4 separate regions of the Homo sapiens genome follow, and regions 2, 3 and 4 are each linked to region 1. Evidence: chromatin contacts called from ENCODE Hi-C or POLR2A ChIA-PET data. All regions are on one chromosome and are shown on one strand. The core of a region is the stretch at or near the end of the contact, and the rest is flanking DNA. Distances in the headings are between cores, read along the strand shown.

Region 1 (3,113 bases), core at 362-2,861:
CCACTTTCCTGACTGTTGGACTTACATCTCTGGTGAAACTAAAAGGTTCTCTTCCACTGAACCTCCGCCTGGAATTTTGATCTATTAATCCTGCTCCATTTACACAGGTGTACTCTCACCTTCTCTTTAGAAGAGGGCTTAGAGCCTTGATATCTTCTATCAAGTGATTCGGTTTCGGGCATTGCTAATTCTTTGTTCTTTTGATTCTCAAGACTGCCTGAGAAGATGTCATTCCCACAGCTGAAAAGAAGGAATTTGGATTCAATGCTGTTTCCACCACTTCGGAAAGGAATATCCATGAACTCTCTTGCAGGAAAATGGGAATTTCCAGAGAGAAACCACTTCTCCCCTTTCTTCTCTTCCCACGTCCTCTTCAGGAGCCTATAATTGGGCTCTGCCAGCATACTCTGACTGGCTAACGAAGGGTCAGATATCTGCAGTAGTAACAAAAGGCTCTTTTTCTACATGTCTACACCTCCTGGGGAGTCTTTGCTTAAACCTCTACTGGCCCTCCTCCGATCCAAAGGCAAGAATGTTCCCCTCTCTGTCCAAGACTAAAATGAACAAGTAAGGAAATGGATTTTACTCAGCCTATTGCAATAGGGAGAGCACTCCAGATATGATCAGTGTCTTGGCAGCGTAGTTTTGACTTTTATAGGGAGGAAGGTGGGATGATTGACAGTTGGGATTGTTTTGCAATCAGGAGAAGTTTCAGTCAGGTGAACAGGAAATGTTCTCTGTGTCTAACAAGTTGGGGGGAGGAGAGTTCTAATCTCAACTAATCACTCGATATCATCAGCGGGAATTTGGAAGGTCTGTTTGGCTTTATTAACAGGCTCAGAATAAAGGGGAAAGGTCTCTGGCCTTGTCACAGGCAAACAAGGGGGTCATCTGCACGCGTTTTATCTGAGTCACATGGAGACGGGTGGTTCTTTACAGTGTGCCGTTCCAGAAACACAAATAGATGAGGGGGTTTCTTAATCACCGCTGTTTTCCAGGAACACAGGGCTCAGGTAAAGTTCAACTTCACCTTCCTCCGGTGTTTCATCAGGGGAACCCTTCTGGAAGCAAAGACGTGTACTTCTTACTGTTGGCTAAATGGCTTCTTAACAAGGAAATTAAATCGTTGTTTAGAATGAAAGAGAGGAAGACGCCGGGAGAGGAGGCGCTGTGGATCGCGCCAGTTAGTAACGCATCACAGCTCGCGGGCGTCATACTACAAGTCCCAGTGAGCAACGCCCGCTTTCTTGCCTACTGCGGGCGGGAACCAGGCGCCTCTGGGCCTGACGGGAAAGACAGTGGTTTGGCTGAATGACGGAAAAGTCATTTGAGCAGGTCTTCATTTTTCGGAAGAGTATCTCAAAAGCTCTTCAAACAAGGCACGGACACAGAATCTAGGAAATGATAAAGAATCAATGATAACGTTATTACCACGGGGGTCAGACCAGGATCCACCCGAGGAAGGTATTTAACTAAAGCCCGAGTTCCAGCTCAATTTTCCCAGGAGTCTCCTTTCCGGCCGTGCCTGGCGTCATTGCTGTTGCGTCTTCTCATTGGCCGGTTGACGGGTTGCGGCGCCTGCGCGCTGCATTCCTTTGAGGGTCGTGGGCAGACGCCATTTTGGCCCCAGCGGTGCTTCTAGGAAGTAGAACGCCGGCTCGCATGCCTGCCCGCCCGCCAGCCTGCCGGGTACGGCCTTTTCCGCCGGGGCTTCCAGGTCAAAGAATTCGCCTTTGCCGCTACCGCTTTCTTACCCTCCGCACCCGTTAAGTTCTCCGGTCGGGCGGCAGTCTCTGAACACTTAGCCGCGCCATCCGGGGTCACACCGCCTGGAAGGAGGTGACGGGGGCGGCGCGGGGCGCGGACACTCCCCGCTGAGAGTCCGCCTGCCATGGACTCGGAATATTACAGCGGCGACCAGTCAGGTGGGGCAGGGACCTGGGGGACCGGGCTGGGAGGCGGAGCAGTTACTCGGCGGGGCTTGGCCTGGCACCCCGCGGGTGGGGGCAAGGAGGCCCCCCGAAACCTTCCCTCCCGCGACCCGGCCCGAGGAGGGCAAGAGCCCTCTGACCAGCTGCAAGCGTCGAAGCTAGAACGTTGGAGAGGGGATTCTGGTGGGAAAGCTTTCTTCTGAATCGGCGAAGGTTTTTGCTGAAATTGGGAAGTCACTTTCATATGTTAAGCTCCTATTGTGTGCAGGGAAGGAGAGGTGTCTTCTGTTAAGAGAGTTTTCAGTAGTTGAGTAGTTGGAGAATCCAAGGGGCGTTGGGGCGGGGGATCCTTCCTAGACTTTTCACTGCTAGTTAGGAGTGGTTTAATCTTGCTTGCAACACCGGACGTAAGTGCAGGACCCATGTTTCAGTTGCATGCATAGAGTAAGGAATGCGCTTCTGGCACTTACTGGTGGTTTTTGTGCCTTTCCTCCACCTTGAGATCGTTCCTCTTCCTCCTCACCGAAGTTTGGTCTCCTTTCTTTACTGTTTGTTTATTCTGTAAGCTGTTACTGGGGCCCACTCTGCTGGCACGGTGCTTGGCACCTGAGATTAAGGATAAGTGAGGCAGAACCTGGTGTGGGAAACACGTCGCATTTGCTTTCCCTTTGTGTGCTAGTCCTGTTGGGGCGTTCTGTTACAAAAGTTCTTAAATACACCATAAATAAATACACCCTCTATGTACCCACAAAAATTGAAAATTAAAAAGAAAACTTGAGTGCTTAAATAATTGTTTAAGCGTTAAGCCCTTTACTGTTTTGAGTTCATTGCTTTTCCTTACGTAGGACAGTGAATTCTAATGACTGCAAAGCGTTTTCCAGGCATGCACTGCTTAAAAACACTTTCCTAAGCCAGGTGCGGTGGATTATGCCTGTAATCCCAGCACTTTGGGAGGCGTAGGCGGCCGATGGCTTGAGCCCAGGAGTTCGAGACCAGCCTGGGCAACATAGTGAGACCAACACCACCCCCACCCCCCATGCCCGTACCCCACCCCCCTACGCCCCTACCCCACCCCCCTACTTCGTCTCTACAAAAAAATGCAAAAATTAGCCGAGTGTGGTGGCATACACCTGTAGTCCCAGTTACTCAGGAGGCTGAAGTGGGAGGATCCTTTGAGCCCTG
Region 2 (3,113 bases), core at 614-3,113, 440 kb after region 1:
GGTGGCTTGCAGGGTCCTTGCAGAGCTGCAGGCAAGGAGGCTGCAGAGGGGAGCTTGATTGGAGAGAGGAAGGGGGGTGGTTGGTATATGCTGTTCCAAGGAACTGGCCATGCTGCAGTGGACTGTGAGCCGCAGGAGCAGGTGCACTGGGCGGCAGGTGCGGGGAAGGCTTATGTGAGCTGGGGGTTGGGGGAGTAGGGCGTTGGGGACTAGGGTGGGAAGACTGCAGGAACTTTCAGCCCTGGGTGGGGGGAGCAGGGGGGAATCCAGTGCTAGCGGCTCTGCTGGGCCCTCTTACCTACATGATCATACTTCACCTTTAAACACCCTTGAGGGAGTTCTTGGCTCTAAGTGATGAGACCCAGCAGGTCAGGGAGGTGAGCTTACTTGCCCAGGGCTGCACAGCCTGGGCCTGCTCCCAGCACCTTCTGCCCCAGCAGTGTCTCCTACCAGAAGGGGTTCCTGGCCAGCTGCCCAGACTAGATGCCCTGAGCTGGTCATCCAGAGTGGGCAGTGGGAGGGACTGAGGGGCAGGTGGGTGGGGCCGGGGTGTGATAGAAACCTGACGGTGGGGTGTGTCCAGTCCACCCCAGGGTTCCTGGCCATTGTGTCTGCACCTTCCTCCTGGACATCTCTGGGCACTGCAAACTCACTGTGACCCCCAGCTGTTACCCCAACACGTGTCCCCATCTCAGGTGATGACCACCCCTTCCCTCTAGTAGCTCAGATCACAGAGTCCCCTTGCCTCCCACCTGGGTCAGTGCAGTCAGCTTCTGAACAGGCACCCTGCCCCACTGCGCTCCTGAAGTGTGTACACGCGCCAGCCTGGGAGCTTTGCAGGCTGCAAAATCAAGTCTTGGCTCAGAGCTTTCCAGGGTTCCACGTTCCATGCTGGGTTTTAAGGGCCAGAGTCTTCCAGGGGCCTCTGTGGTCCTGGGGGCCGAGGCCGCATGTGCAGTGGTTAAAGCTCCTCACCGATGGACCCAGGCCTGGGGTTGGGATCCTGGGCCTGGCTGCGTGACCCTGGGGAGTTGTTAAGGCAGTGCCTCAGTTTCCTCACCTGCAAAGTGAGAATATAATAGTATTTCCTTCATGAGGTTATGGAGGGGTCCACCATGAGGCTATGGAATCATGCCCAAGGGCTCAGCATGAAGCCTGGCACCTGGTGTTTCAGGGCCTCCTGGTCCTCCCTGCCCCCTGCCACTCTCAGCCACGCCGGTCTTGCTGTCCTGTGGCATCCCTCCCGTCCACCTCAGGGCCTTTGCACTCACTGAGTTCTCTGTCCAGTGAGTTCTACCTTCTTCTTCCTTCCTGGCCTGGTGTCTTGCTCCTTCATCAGGTCTCTGCTCAGCTGTCACTTCCCTGAGTTCCTTCCTAAGAGCAGCCGCCCTCTCCCCTCACCCCCAGCCCTTCAGTGTCTCTCTTTTTTTTTTTTTTTAAGAGATACGGTCTTGCTCTGTCGCCCTGGCTGGAGTGCAGTGGTGCGGTCCTGGATCACTGCATTTTTTGAACTCCTGAACTCAAGGCATCCTCCTGCCCTAGCCTCCCCAGTAGCTAGGACTATAGGTGCACACCATCACACTCAGCTAATTAAAAACTATTTTTGGTAGGGGTAGGATCTCACTATGTTGCCCAGGCTGGTCTGGAACTCCTGACCTTAGGTGATTTGCCCCCCTCAGCCTCCCAAAGTGCTGGGATTACAGGTGTGAGCCACCGCACCCGTCCCCCTGCTGCATTTTTGTTCGGAGGCTCACAGCACCTTTCAACATTGCCTCCCTCCTAGAGTGCTGGCTCCTCCAGGGCAGAGACCTTGCTTGGCTTCCCATAGAGCATGGCCAGGCACACTGCCACCAGGGCACGTTGCTGAGTCTTCAAATGCCTGTTGTGAGGTGATAGTGCAGAAGAGGAAGCCACCTTCGTTTTTGGGTGGGCGTTGGCAGGGGAGGCTCTGATTCTGTGCCTGTCCTGCTCTTGGCACCCCTCTCAAGGAACTGAGTTATGAGAAGATCCCTCCTGCGTCTGGCCAGCTCACCCACAGTGTGACCACCACAGCCACCAGGCCCTACAGCCGAGAGGCCACGTCCCAGAGCCGGGGTGGGGACTCTTCACAGTGGTGGGTCTGGTGGAAGGTTCCTTTCTTCCACTAAGTGCTGGCTGGGTGGGGAAGAAGCTGGAGGGTGAGGCCTGGGCAGCTGGCTGGGCGCTTGATGATGGTCTGGGTGGGCGTAGCCCTTCTAGAAACTCCTCTGTTTGCTGGTGGACACCTGGTTCTGCTGATGGCTAAGAATAGACTCAGCTTGGGGGATGGTCCCGAGGGGAGGGGAGCCAGTCATGATCCAGGGGGTCCTCCAGCCCTCCTGGTTGGAAGGTGGTGGGGTGGCTGATAAAATCCAAGGGCTTGGTAGCGGTGGGCCGTGTGCGGATTCTAGCTCATTGCTTACTGACATGGGACTCTCGGTTTCCTCACTGTGAAACGCCTCCCTCCCCTGCCAGGATTTGGAGCACATGTGGTCTTTGGATGAGCGGTTCCTGCTCTGCCGTCCGTCCTGCACTGCCCTTGGCTGGTCCAGCCCCGCCGGCCACTGTGAGAGTGCTCACCCCAGCCCCCTCCCAGCCTGACTCTGGCCCCTGCTGCCTCCACTCACGCTGTGTGCTCTGCTCGGGGCTCCCCAGGCCACCGCAGCCCACCCTGGCTTCCTCTGGGGTCCACGTGGCACCACCCTGGCTGCAGGCCATAGGCTTATCTACAGAACCGGCTGGAATTTCAGGCACCCTGGGAGGGATGAGAGAGAGGACGGGGAGGGGGCCTTCCTGGCCTGGAGTCAACTGGACACTCGTTCTCTGGGGCGGGAGCCTTCCCTTCCAGCTGCAGAGATGAGTGTGGAGGAGGAGACCCTGCAACTTCCTTCCCCTCCCCCTTCTTTCTCAGGGGCGGGGCTGGGCTGCCAGCTCTGATGCAGACAGGACCTCCAGGGGCCGGCCGGGCTGGGAGGGCTCTCTGTGTTTTCGTTTTTGACCATCAAAGCATTGTGGTGGGGCTGACGTAGTTGGTCAAGTTTTTATTGTCAGTTAAGGATGTAAAAGAGAAAACCCAACACCACTTTTTGCTCTCA
Region 3 (3,113 bases), core at 267-2,766, 400 kb after region 1:
TCTGCCAAGTGATCAACCCGAATCTCATGAACAACGGGACCAGCTGACGTTAGGCACCTCCTGTTGTAAAGCAGTGTGAAGAGTGTCTGCTGAAAAGGATCCAGAGCTGACTTCCAGTTTATGATAAGTCCAGGCGAACAAGTTAAACCAAAGGCCAAGGAAACAACATTCAGAATATGGAACGTTCTTTAAGAAAACTGACCTGGTTTCCTCAAACAGGTAATATCATATCGTCTCAAAAGCTGGTGGGGGCTGTTCAAAACAGCCTAAAATATCCTAGCAACAAATCCAATGTGTGAACCTTAACTGAATCCTGTTTTTAACACCGTTAAAAACACCAGTGTGACAACTGGTAAAGTTAAATTAAATTTAATGTGGATTAGATATTAGATAATAGATATATTATTGTTAAATTTCTAAGGCGTGATAATGGCAGTGTGTTTATGTAGAAATTCTTATTCTTAGGAGTTGCACACTGAAATATTTATTTATGTATTTATTTATTTATTTTGAGACGGAGTCTCCCTTTGTTGCCCTGGCTGGAGTGCAGTGGTGCAATCTTGGCTCACTACAACCTCCACCACCCAGCTTCAAGTGATTCTCCTGCCTCAGCCTCCTCTGTAGCTGAGATTACAGGCGCACACCACCATATCCAGCTAATTTTTGTATTTTTTAGCAGAGACGGGGTTTTGCCATGTTGGCCAGGCTGGATTTGATCTCCTGACCTCAGGTGATCCATCGGCCTTGGCCTCCCAAAGTGCTGGGATCACAGGCATGAGCAACTACACCCAGCCCACACTGAAATCTTTAGGAGTAAAGTGTCACCTGCAATGAACTTTCAAATGGTTCGTATATATATTTATAATAAATATATAATTTTTCACCACAGATATGTGTGACAAAGTGGTCACAACTGTTGCATGGAGATCATGGGTATATGAGGGTTTGTTGTGTTATTTTTTCCATTTATTTATGTTTGAAATTTTCCATTAGGAAAAGTTGGAAAACAATCGGTAAAACCCATAAAATAAAATTAACAACATAAATTGAATGTGATGAAGGATATTGCTTTATTATCCTCTTTGCAGGGGTACAGGCTGTTGCTCTGTTTTAATTTACAGGTTTAGCTGGCATGCCCATAGAACTTGGTGTCAGGAGAAGACTCAATTCTCCAACTACTTTACCCAAACTATTGTGAAGCTTTTTTTTTATGGGGCATTATGAAGTTGTTTGGCCTTCTCTTGACTTGACGCCAACTTTGACATTATGAAATCTGCCCTGTTCTCTTACATTTACCTGGAGACACAGAATTCTACTCGGTGCCAGTATGATCTTAAACAGAAACTGAAATTCCACACAGATGTGGCCAACAGGACCTCACTGTCACGTGGTCAGGCAGGTAATCCAGGGCGCCTGCACCGGTTGCCTGCTTTGCCTCCACACTGGCAGCAGGGTGGTCAGAGTGCTGTGTCTGCTTTAATACTCACTTCCCCAGATCTCCTTGTTGCTAAGCATGGTGCGTGACCCAGTTCTGGCCAACAGGATGAAGGCAAAAGTCACTCATTGGGCGGGGCTTCTGGATGTCTGTACAAGGGACACCCTTGGGGGGCTGTCGCTTCAGCTCTTTACTTTTTGCCCCTCCCCTCCTCCCTAATTAATGCAGGAGGCACAGCAGCTGTCCTGCAGCTGTGAGGACAAATCTCTCACAAACTATTCTCAGAGAGACTGAGTTGGAAAACGGAAGGAACCTCTGTCCTTGATGACACCCCTGCACAATTGCATCTGCCCAAGGCTACCTTTCTGCAGACTTATTATTATATGGGAAAAATAAACTCTTGAGTGTTTAATCCAGTGTTCATTGACTTAACCTACAAAAAAGATCTTCTCAAATGATTCATTCAGAAAATACTGATGTTAAATGTTTAGATGATTATATATGGCATGAATATGGATGCGAAAATTCTTAACAAAAATATTAGCAAATAGAATTCAGCAATATATACAAAGGTTATACATGATGACCAAGAGGGATTTATTCCAGCGAGGCTGGTTTAATATTCAATCATATGATCCTATCGACTGATCTAGAAAAAGCATTCGGCAAAATTCAACACTAGTTTATGATGAAAACTCTCAGAAAACTAGGAATTTAGGAGAACTTCCTCAACTTGATAAAGAACATCTACAAGGAACCTACAGCTAATATACTTGGTGTAAGACTGGTGCTTTCTCCTTAACATTGGGAACCAGGCAAGGATGCCCACTCTTACCAGTGCTATTCAACATAGTACTGGAAGCTCTAGCCAGGGCAGTAAGTCAAGAAAAGGAAATTAAAGGCATACAGATAAGAAAGGTAAAAATAAAACTATCCCTATCTGTAAATGACTTGATCATCTAATAACAAATTCTAATGAAAGTAGTCAAAAAAGATCTAAATAAATGGAAGATATATAGTATTCATAGGTTGGAAGATTCAACACTGAAAAGATGTCAGTTCTCCCCAGACTGATATACAATGCAATTCCTGTAAAAATCCCAGCCAGAAATTTTGTAAATATAGCCAAAAATTTTGTAAATATATACAAATTTTATATTTGTAAATATAAAATTTAGGATTATCCTAAAATTTATATGGAAAGGCATAGGGCCTGGAAAAGTTATTCCATTCAACCAACCCAAACTATTCTGACACCAGTGAGGTGTACTGCAGGACAATTCTGGCAGAAGCTATCCAGAGTTAGCACAGATCTCACAAATTAAAGGGCATGGACCTCAACAAGGACTGCTTTCTTCCAGACACCAGCCACAGTGGGGTTCCCAGGACACCTGCACTTCTGACCAACTGGCTACAAACCTGGGGGGTTCCCATGACCTCCTCAGGTTCAAGAATTCACTAAAATGACACTCAGAACTCAGGAAACCACTATATTTATGATTACTGTTTTTTAAATAAGGGATACAAATCAGGAAAAGCCACATGAAGAGACACATGCGGAGAAGCCTGGGAGGTCCTGGATGTGGATCTTCTGTGCTCTCTCCCTGTGGAATCAAGATGCATCACCATCCTGGTACGCCAGTGTGTTAACTAATCTGAAGGCTCCACTGAGCTTCAG
Region 4 (3,113 bases), core at 446-2,945, 330 kb before region 1:
TAGAGAAGCAGTGCTGAAGCAAAGAGCATGCCCTGGAGGAGGGAACTTCTCAGGTGGTGGGAGACCACATTGCCGGCACTGCAAGACAGCAAGACGCTGTGGACGAGCCCTCGCAGGAGATCAGGCTGCACAGGCCAGACAGGATTCCCAGGACTGCCTTCTAAAGGTTTTCTTTTTCTTTAGTTTTAAAATTTTTACTTTTTAATTTTTTAAGTCTTTTTAAAAATTATTATTTGAGACAGAGTCTCACTCTGTCGCTGTCGCCCAGGCTGGAATGCAGTGGCGCGATCTCGGCTCACTGCAACCTCCGCCTCAGCCTCCCGAGTAGCTGGGATTAAAGGCGCCCGCCACCACGCCCCGGCTTTTTTTTTTTTTTTTTTTTTCTGTAGAGACGTGATTTCACCATGTTGGCCAGGCTGCTTTCGAACTCCTGACCTCAGGTGATCTGCCCCCCCCACCCCCACCGGCCTCCCAAAGTACTGGGATTACAGGCGTGAGCCCCCGCGCCTGGACTTTGCCTTTTTTTTTTTTTTGGCAGGGTCTCTGTTGCCCAGGCTGGAGTGCAGTGAGGCAATCATAGTTCACTGCATCCCTCAAGCGATCCACCCGCCTCGGCCTCCCCGATCCCTGTGACTACAGGCACGCGCCACAACGCCCGGCTAATTTTTGTATTTTTTAGAGACGAGGTCTCACTATGTTGTCTAGGCTGGTCTTCAACTCCGGAGCTAAAGCGATCCTCCAGCCTCGGCCTCCCAAAGTGCTGGGATTACAGGCGTGAGCCACCGTGCCCGGCACAATTCATTTTTTATTAAATCAACAGAGTTTACAATATGACCATCTAAACATTGTTGACTAATGAGCTAAGATATTGTTGACTAATAAGCTATGATTATTTACCTTATTGTACAACCTTTTGTTTTCTCCAGTGTCGAAAACAGCATCATTTTTTATTTGCTTTTTTTTTTTTTTTAATATATTTTTTGAGACGGAGTCTTACTCTGTCGTCCAGGCTGGTGTGCAGTGGCGCGATCTCAGCTCCCTGCAACTTCCGCCTCCCGGGTTCAAGCGATTCTCCTGCCTCAGCCTCCCCAGTAGCTGGGATCACAAGCGCCCACCACCATGCCCGGCTAATTTTTGTATTTTTAGTAGAGATAGGGTTTCACTATGTTGCCCAGGCTGGTTTCAAACTCCTGACCTCAGGTGATCCCCTCGCCTCGGCCTCCCAAAGTGCTGGGATTACAGGCGTGAGCCACTGCGCCCGGCCGTCATTTGCTTAATTTTCTACGCATCACCCAAATGTTCCAACAGACGTGTGGTAAAAGCCTCTGAATATCATTGTCCGCGTACTCAGAAGTATCAGATAATCCACCACAAATCAATAAAATTTTAGAAGTTTAAGTCGGTGAAGGAAATTGGACCCGGTACTTTCGGAGCCGGCTGCCCTGCTCTCCATCAGCAGGCGTTCCTGCATCTCATCTGACCTCCTCCGTCCAGAAAGGCGTAGGGACCTGCCCCAGGACGTCTGCGCGGCGAGGAGCATGGGAGAAGAGAGGGAGTGCAGGGCGCCCCTCGGTGGCGGGGAGCCTCCAGGACCTCACCAACCGGTCCCCTCGCTGCGCCCCGTCCGGCTCGCACTCCCGGCCCCGCCCACCCCTCGGGGCCCCTCCCGAGACCACGCCCCTTCCGCGGCCGTTGCTCCGCGCTTCTGCTTCCGGCGGCGCTGGTGGTGGCGCGCGGCGCGGCGCGGCGATGGCGGCGGGTGGCAGCGATCCGCGGGCTGGCGACGTAGAGGAGGACGCCTCACAGCTCATCTTTCCTAAAGGTTGGGCTCGGGGCTGCCAGACTCCCCCGCGCCACTTCGCGTGGTCGCCGCAGGCCTGGCGTTATGCGCGCTTCGCCCAAGGCCCTGCCTCAGCGGCGGCTTGGGCAAGCCCCAGCGCGGCGTGGGGCTGGGGAGGGAACATGGCCTTGGGAGGGACCATGGCCTTGGGAGGGACCGCCTGGGCAACTGGGTTATTTTATGTGATAAACTGCGAAGTTCCGGGGACCTGTGTCAAAGATAAACAAAGCCGGACACTCAGGTGGTAAGGACAGATTTTTAAACAGTAATATACTGTTGCACTAGGGAAAAGAGCCCAGCGTGAACCGAACTCAACTTCGATTAGTACAGAACCTCTGGGCGTTTTAACGGAGAATTAGGGAATAAGGATGTGGTGAGCGGGAGCTCGGGGGAGTCGGGGAAGTGAGAAATGTAAAAAAGCGGGAAGAGGAGGATTGGTCCGTGTGAACGCAGCTTGGTTTGTTGACTGGCGCACCTGTCGAAGTTAGGCCCCTACCCTCCCACAGAGGCAGAGAGACAGAGTCCTATCTTCAGCTGTTGGCTGGAACAAATTATTTTGGCAGCCTTGAGTTTTCTCACGCACGCACTTTAAGTGGTTGGGGAGGGTATTCCTAGGGATGAGGTCTTCAGCTCAAAAACTTGAAAATGTATACAGCTGTCTTACACTTTATTGATTTATTGATTTATTGATTGAGATAGGGTCTCGCCCTCTTGTTGAGGCTGGAGTATAGTGGCATGATCAGAGCCCACTGCAACCTCAACCTCTCAACCGCTCAAGCTATCCTCCCACCTCAGCCTCCCAAGTAGCTGAGACCACAGATGCACGCCCCCATACCTGGCCCATTAAAAAAATTTTTTTCGTAAAGACAGGGTCTCACTATGTCGCCCAGGCTGGTCTCAAACTCCTGGGCTTAAGTTAATCACGGCACCTGACCTATCTTATTCTTTTATTCATTCATTCATTTACTTATTTAGAGACAGAGTCTCACTCTGTTGCCCAGGCTGGGGTGCAGTGGTACGAACTCGGCTCACTGCAACCTCCGTCTCCTGGGCTCAAGTGATTATCCTGCCTCAGCCTCCCGAGTAGCTGGGATTACAGGTGCCCACCACCACACCCGGCTAATTTTTGTATTTTCAGTAGAGCTGGGGTTTCACCATGTTGGCCAGCCTGTTCTCGAACTCGTGACCTCAGGTGATCCACCCAGCTCGGCCTCCCAGAGTGCTGGGATTACTGATGTGAGCCATTGCCTGGCAAAATAATAAATTTAAAATT

The links. A loop is a pair of places that touch in the nucleus more often than their neighbours do. ChIA-PET counts read pairs that join two places held with the same protein, here RNA polymerase II (POLR2A). Pooled maps may share reads with other maps.
Region 2: a loop to region 1 is called in a map of CD4-positive, alpha-beta memory T cell, with 3 times the contacts of the local background. The contact joins the enhancer-like site here to the promoter of IWS1 in region 1. A Hi-C loop is called at or near these places in 7 of 168 maps with a recorded cell type or tissue (CD4-positive, alpha-beta T cell, CD4-positive, alpha-beta memory T cell, CD8-positive, alpha-beta T cell and 2 more), 7 of 37 single-sample maps with no recorded cell type and 14 of 50 pooled maps. POLR2A ChIA-PET finds 5 or more read pairs at or near these places in 6 of 52 experiments (CD4-positive, alpha-beta T cell, CD4-positive, alpha-beta memory T cell, CD8-positive, alpha-beta T cell and 3 more).
Region 3: a pooled map shows a loop between it and region 1 (4-fold over the local background). The contact joins the enhancer-like site here to the promoter of IWS1 in region 1. A Hi-C loop is called at or near these places in 1 of 168 maps with a recorded cell type or tissue (Caco-2) and 2 of 50 pooled maps. POLR2A ChIA-PET finds 5 or more read pairs at or near these places in 1 of 52 experiments (OCI-LY7).
Region 4: a loop to region 1 is called in a map of CD4-positive, alpha-beta T cell, with 30 times the contacts of the local background. The contact joins the promoter of POLR2D here to the promoter of IWS1 in region 1. A Hi-C loop is called at or near these places in 7 of 168 maps with a recorded cell type or tissue (B cell, CD4-positive, alpha-beta T cell, CD4-positive, alpha-beta memory T cell and 4 more), 6 of 37 single-sample maps with no recorded cell type and 16 of 50 pooled maps. POLR2A ChIA-PET finds 5 or more read pairs at or near these places in 2 of 52 experiments (H1 and MCF 10A).

What each region holds. Positions count from the first base shown.
Region 1 is chr2:127,524,987-127,528,099 of GRCh38, reverse strand. IWS1 (interacts with SUPT6H, CTD assembly factor 1) reads left to right here and starts at 1,611. Exons shown (of 14, transcript NM_017969.3): 1 at 1,611-1,925. The coding sequence starts at 1,892. RefSeq lists enhancers at 1,012-1,081, 1,322-1,371, 1,632-1,691, 2,222-2,281, 2,292-2,371 and 1 more and silencers at 1,117-1,290, 1,932-2,041.
Region 2 is chr2:127,087,066-127,090,178 of GRCh38, reverse strand. The region is part of intron 1 of BIN1 (bridging integrator 1); the gene reads left to right. Among named protein-coding and RNA genes, the nearest start is that of BIN1, 19 kb to the left of the region's middle. RefSeq lists an enhancer at 2,628-3,113. Within about 2 kb of position 1,863, at least 2 of the 41 ENCODE cell types and tissues checked have a DNase peak (open chromatin) inside an H3K27ac peak, as active enhancers do.
Region 3 is chr2:127,127,039-127,130,151 of GRCh38, reverse strand. All of the region lies in intron 2 of LOC105373605 (a long non-coding RNA gene), which reads right to left. Among named protein-coding and RNA genes, the nearest start is that of BIN1, 21 kb to the right of the region's middle. Within about 2 kb of position 1,516, at least 11 of the 41 ENCODE cell types and tissues checked have a DNase peak (open chromatin) inside an H3K27ac peak, as active enhancers do.
Region 4 is chr2:127,856,737-127,859,849 of GRCh38, reverse strand. POLR2D (RNA polymerase II subunit D) reads left to right here and starts at 1,695. Exons shown (of 4, transcript NM_004805.4): 1 at 1,695-1,822. The coding sequence starts at 1,750. It also overlaps the pseudogene LOC107985803. RefSeq lists a silencer at 1,551-1,860 and an enhancer at 2,091-2,260.